Linked DNA regions of Homo sapiens: region 2 is linked to region 1. A link is an interaction called in ENCODE POLR2A ChIA-PET data of the cell type or tissue named here. Cell type or tissue: Caco-2. All regions are shown on one strand. Each heading gives the region's core, and the rest is flanking DNA. Links, peaks and the distances in the headings are about the cores only.

Region 1 (2,905 bases), core at 281-2,780:
AGCTGGACACTGACGTTTAGAGGGAGGAAGTGGCTTCCTGCCCAACACAGCACAGCATCCTCGCCAGGATCCTATACCCTGGCCAGAGCCTGGTCAGGCACTGGAGGCCGAGGCTGCTTTCTTGGTTCCAAAAAAACCAATTTTTTTCACCAGTGATGGGTCCACCTTCAGAAAGATTGAAATCAGGAAAGCCAAAAGTCTCTCTTTCTCTTCTTCCTCAAACGCTATCGCCCTGAGTGGGGTGTGGAAATACTACTTCTCCCCCAAACAGGTCGTGATGCTGGTGGACGAAGACGACAGATGCCCTGCCGGCTGTCCTGCTGAGAAGCGATGGCTGGGGGCACCGCCCGGGCTGGGAAAGATGCCCAGGGTCTTTGATGCGTATCCCTGCCCGACCCTTGGGCAGGACAGGAACTGGCTGTCTCATCTCTAAGTCTTGAAATCCACACTGTGCACACTCGGTAAATGTGCACCTACAGCTCAGACACAGTCCTGCAATCCGCACTGTGCACACCCAGTAAATGTGTGCCTGCAGCCCACGCACAGCCCTACAATCCGTGCTGCACACATCCAGTAAATGTGTTCCTGCAGCCGGGCACAGCCCTGCAATCCACACTGCACACATCTGGTAAATGGGAGCCTGCAGCCCGGGCACAGCCCTGCCATCTGTACTGTGAAGCCTACAGCAGCCTTTACCAAGGCTTATTATGGCACAGTACCCGGCTCTGTGCTAGGTCCTGGGCTGGGGCAGCAGGATACACAGTTCCACACTGCACTTTTGCTAAAGGTGCCCAATTTAAGATACAGGCACTGAGCTGAGTGACTGACAGTTGGGGAGTTCGTTCTCTGGTGGCACAGGAACCCCTGAGACTCAGGAATATGAGTCAGGCCAGCAAGGACTGCTCTGTGAGTGCCCACAGGGCCCAGCAGCACTGGGGTGGGGTCCAGGGTCAACCTCTTATCCAACAGTGAAAGCTCTCTGAGATAACATTGATGAGAAGAGAGGATCCCAAGAGCTGTGGCAAAGACCCTGTCCCAGACTCAGGCACAGTCCTGCAATCCGCACTGCACACACAGCTGCGCTCTGCCATCTGTACAATGGGCACAACATCGGCCTCACATGGCTGAGATGAGGCCACGGGACACAAGTAGGTATTAGTGTTTATAAATTGAAAAGTTAGCTGGGCCTGGTGGCTCATGCCTATAATCCCAGCACTTTGGGAGGCTGAGGCGGGAGGATCATTTGAGTTCAGAAGTTTGAGACCAGCCTGACCAACCTGGTGAAACCCCGTTTGTACTAAAAATACAAAAAGTAGCCAGGCGTGGTGGTGGGCACCTGTAATCCCAGCTATTCGGGAGGCTGGGGCAGGAGAATCTCTTGAACCCAAGAGGCGGAGGTTGCAGTGAGCCCAGATTGCACCACTGCGCTCCAACCTGGGTGACAGAGTGAGGCTCCGTCTCAGAGAAAACAAAACAAACAAACAAACAAACAAAAAAACAAACCAAAAGAAAAGTTATGGAAATGTCCATAGAGACGTGGAGCAGGCTCCGTGCACGCACTCATTACACCATCATGGGCACCCCAGGGAGGCCCACACTACCGCTTTCCCCACTCTGGGGACGGGGAGAACCTGATTTGTCTTCGGTCCACAGCTAGTGTGTGCAAGGGCCCAATTCAGGTCCAGATCGGCGTGCTGACAAGGACTGTGTTTGGGGCTGCTCCCCTGCAGACAGAGCCCCATGGGCAGGCCCTGATGGGCGGTCAGAGGACACAAGACAAGAGCCAGGTAAGCAGCTCTGAAGGCTGGGCCGGAGTGCACACGAGCGCAGGGGAGTGCACACGAGCGCAGGGGAGCGATTCCCAGAAGGGCTGCCCTGTGAGGAGACTGTGCCGGAATTTCCTAACAAAGGCCACTGTGGGCAGGAATACTGGAGGGGACACGAGATTTCCATGGGCAGACGCAGGGTGGAAGGGTATGTATGCGGCAGAGGAGCAAGAGAAAACAACCTGGAGCAGAGGAGAAAGAGAAGATAGCCTGGGGCTGTATTTGACAAAGTCACAAAATGAAAGGTCAATGAAGGGTAGGAGGAAGAGAGGAAGGAAGTAAGGGAGGGAAGGAAAAAGACGGAGGGAAGGAAACGAGGGAAGGATGGATGGAGGGAGGGAGGGAGGGAGGGAGAGAAATGAGGGAGGGAGGGAGGAAAGGAGTCAGGCATAATTAAGGTTTTGCATTTTAGATCATGAATTCATTTTCTCCCTTGGAAACCACTGTGCGCCTGCCTCTGCCTCAGTACCGCCACCCCCAGGTCTGCTCGGGGCCCCCTCCATGGTCACATGGGGCTTGGCAGAGACAAGCCAGAAAAACACAACGTGCTGTAACAGGGCTGCACAGCAGGGCCGGACCACCTGCAGGCGTGGGCTGCTGTCCACTTCCAAAGGTCAGCGGGTTGGGGGGTTCCAGGATAGCCAGCTGAGCTCAAGAGACGGGATCGGACTCTGGGGAGCCTTCTGTCCTGTGCCTGTGACCAGTACACACCTAGAGCAGAGGATGGTGACACAGGAAGTGTCCACAGCCACTCTCCTGCCATCCTCATGTGCATGCCTTCCTGGGTCTGTGGGGTAAGATGTTCTCTCTCCCAGAAGGTCAGATATCATCACCAAAATGGAACATAGGCAGATGGTCCTGCATCTCTCTCTCTTTTTTTTTTTTGGATGGAGTTTTGCTCTTTGTTGCCCAGGCTGGAGTGCAGTGGCGCGATCTCATCTCATGCAATCTCCGCCTCCTGGGTTCAAGCGATTCTCCTGCCTCAGCCTCCCGAGTAGCTGGGCTACAGGTGTGCACCACCATGCCCGGCTAATTTTTGTATTTTTAGGAGAGATGGAGTTTCTACATTTTACCCAGGC
Region 2 (2,905 bases), core at 115-2,614, 410 kb after region 1:
CAGAGGTTGCAGTGAGCCGAGATCGTGCCACTGCACTCCAACCTGGGTGACAGAGCGAGAGTCCATCTCAAAAAGAAAAAAAAAAATGAAAAACCCTACAAAGTATGGGATTGGCCTCACTGTAAGAGAAAAGCTGGATTGATTTTCTGTGCCCAGGGCTTTTGCCATTGTGCCCCCATCCTCAGATAGTAAGGGAGAAAAGTACAAGAGAAAAATAGAGATTCATTAGCTGTACATTCTAGACAGTCTCAGGCTGAGGCAGGAGAATTGCTTGAACCCAGGAGTCAGAGGTTGCAGTGAGCTGAGATCGTGCTACTGCACTCCAGCCTGGGTGACAGAAAGAGGCCCTGTCTCAAAAAAAAAAAAAAAAAAAAAAAAAAGACAGTCTTAATACATCCCCAGCCCACCCATTTGGTCTCCTCTCCAATTGTTCCTCCTCCTGTGTCTGAGACACTTAGAGGCCTTCTCTGGGTTCCCTCGGCCCTGGACTGTCCCTCCAGAGATTGTCATTGCCCCCTGCTGGGCCTGGTCCCCTGCTCCTGTCTGGGAGCATCTCAGGTCTGGGTCGTATCTAAGCCCACCCCATATCTCGTGCCCAGCCCATGCTCTCTCTCCAGGGAGGCACACCAGGACGCCGGGTGCAGGGAAGGCCCCCCAACTCCAAGACAGTGTGTGGAGTGTTCCAGCTGGTGATGGAACTCCCATTGTCTTTCACCCTAAGAGCATTTTCCTTTCCTTTTGATCCCTTGCAATTTACGAAAAATAGAACGCATGTGTTCCTGATTAATTTTTACAAAGATCACGGAACTGTTGACTTTTTACTTAAAAAAAAAAAAAGAGTCATTTTATGTGGTGCCTCCTTTCAGATTCTTGCAAGACTGCCTTTGCTCAGGAAGTGAAATGTGGGGAGAAAACAAGCCACCCTGCCACCAATACAAGAGTCAGTGCTGTCACAAAAGTTGGCCGTGGTGGACAGGTGTCCTGGGACGTCCCCGCCTCACTTGCACTGCTCCCTGGCTCCCCACTGTCCTGGAGATAAAGTCTGGTCTTCCACAACCCAGTCCTCCTGGCCTCTCCATCCCCAGGAACCCTAACATCCAGACTTCCGGAACTTCCAGTTGCTCCCAGAACACGCCAGTCCATTCCCATTCCTATCTCTCTGCACACTTTGCTCCCTCTGCCAGGAACACACTCAATTTTGTCACTTGACAAACTCCTATGCATCCTTCAAGGCCCAGACCCAATGTCTCCCTGTCTGTTCCCTCAACCTTGCCACTCGACAAACTCCTACGCATCCTTCCAGGCCCAGACCCAGCATCTCCCTGTCTGTTCACTGCGTGCTGCCTTCCCCAGACAGTCCCCTGTGCTTTCCTCAGCATTCAGAGGGGTAAGTCCTCATTTGACCCAAGAGGCCTGCATACACCGCCTTTGGCCTGCCTCCCAGGGTAGGGTCACAGACCCAGGCATGCAAAGATGAAAGACTGGTATGTTGTGGTAAGAAGTATTAAAGGAAAAAGATAAATCCTCCCCAAATGGAAGCCATGAACAGTGTTTATTTTTGGTATTTTATGGGGTGCTTTTGAGAATGGGAGCTGGAAAAAGAGAATTCCACCAGGACAAGCAACAGATTTCATCCTTAGGGTGGGAGAAGGAAGAAAGGAGGAACAGTCCCTCTGATCCAGGGCTGACCTCTGGGTCCTGCCTGGATTCCAAAGGAACAAAAATTGCTGCCCAGCCCAGAGCAGGTCACAGGCAAAATTTTATTTTATTTTATTTTTGAGACAAAGTCTCACTCTGTCACCCAGGCTGGAGTGCAATGAAGTGATCTCAGCTCACTGCAACCTCCACCTACCAGGTTCAAGTGAATCTCCTGCCTCAGCCTCCCAAGTAGCTGGGACTACAGGCAGGTGCCACCATGCCCAGCTAATTTTTTGTATTTTAGTAGAGACGGAGTTTCACCATGTTGCCCAGGCGGCCTCAAGTGATCCGCCCCCCTCGGCCTCCCAAAGTGCTCTGATTACAGGCATGAGCCACCACGCCCGGCCAATCTTATTTTAGGCTCATCTCTGACATCCCGAAGCTCTGCTAGACCCCTTCGGTGCCCTGCCCCGAGAACTGCATGTGATTGAACACTCACAACCACTCTTGCAGGAATGCAAATGTTCACCAATTAGCCATGTGCTTCTCTACCTCCCAGCATCCTTTGCAATTCACCTGGAGTCATGTGGCCAGTTCCAACCAATAGGATGTGAGCAGAAAGTGACTGCATCTCTTCTGGACTGGAGCAGTTAGGAGCCAAGGTCCTCTTTCTGTCTCTCTCCTCTCCTGCCGCGGTGATCTTAGAGGAATATCCACTCCAGAAAACAAAGCTGTAAGAGAGAAGGAAGCTGCCATACTGGATTTTGCATGGGGCAAAAATCAAACCTGTACATTGGGTTAAGCAACTGAGTTTTGGGGGTTTCTCTTACGTCGATTACCTGAGTATTATTACACTGAGATACAATCTGAGGAAGTAGGGTTTGTTATCTCTATCCTGCAGATGAGCACGCTGAGGCCCAGAGAAAGAACTCGGCTGAAATCTCTTAATTACAGAACCATTGCAGCCCACCGCGTCTGATTCCAAACCCCGTGAGGTTTTGCCTGCTCTTTGCATGGTTGGCTTGTTGAAAACAAAACAGCTCACAGGGGCACAGGCCAAGGAGAAGGTAGAAACCCAGGAGCAGCTCTCTCCAGTTTGCTTTTAAAACTTGCATGTCGTTAAAACCCAATCAGGCTTGTGTAATCTGTGATTTTGGGGGTAGGGGACAACTGCTATTCAGAAAAGCACGAGAGACAAGTAAAACTTCAGGGAACCTTGGCCCCCCAGGAGGGTGGCAGGATGCAGGGTTGGCCACGTGATGGATGT

The links. Peaks named below come from ENCODE experiments on the same cell type or tissue, not always from the same donor. Only the 100,000 strongest peaks of a DNase experiment are listed, where the experiment ranks them.
Region 2: POLR2A ChIA-PET joins it to region 1 with 14 read pairs; 1 of 35 experiments calls an interaction of 5 or more read pairs at or near these places.

The regions. Positions count from the first base shown.
Region 1 is chr7:101,995,918-101,998,822 of GRCh38, reverse strand. All of the region lies in intron 2 of CUX1 (cut like homeobox 1), which reads right to left. Among named protein-coding and RNA genes, the nearest start is that of CUX1, 180 kb to the right of the region's middle. RefSeq lists enhancers at 1-297, 298-985. In Caco-2, for the core only: no CTCF peak of the experiment used is centred there; no DNase peak of the experiment used is centred there.
Region 2 is chr7:101,586,871-101,589,775 of GRCh38, reverse strand. It overlaps LOC107986832 (a long non-coding RNA gene), which reads right to left. Exons shown (of 3, transcript XR_001745314.2): 2 at 2,215-2,369. Among named protein-coding and RNA genes, the nearest start is that of LINC01007, 19 kb to the right of the region's middle. In Caco-2, for the core only: no CTCF peak of the experiment used is centred there; a DNase peak (open chromatin) is centred at 1,425.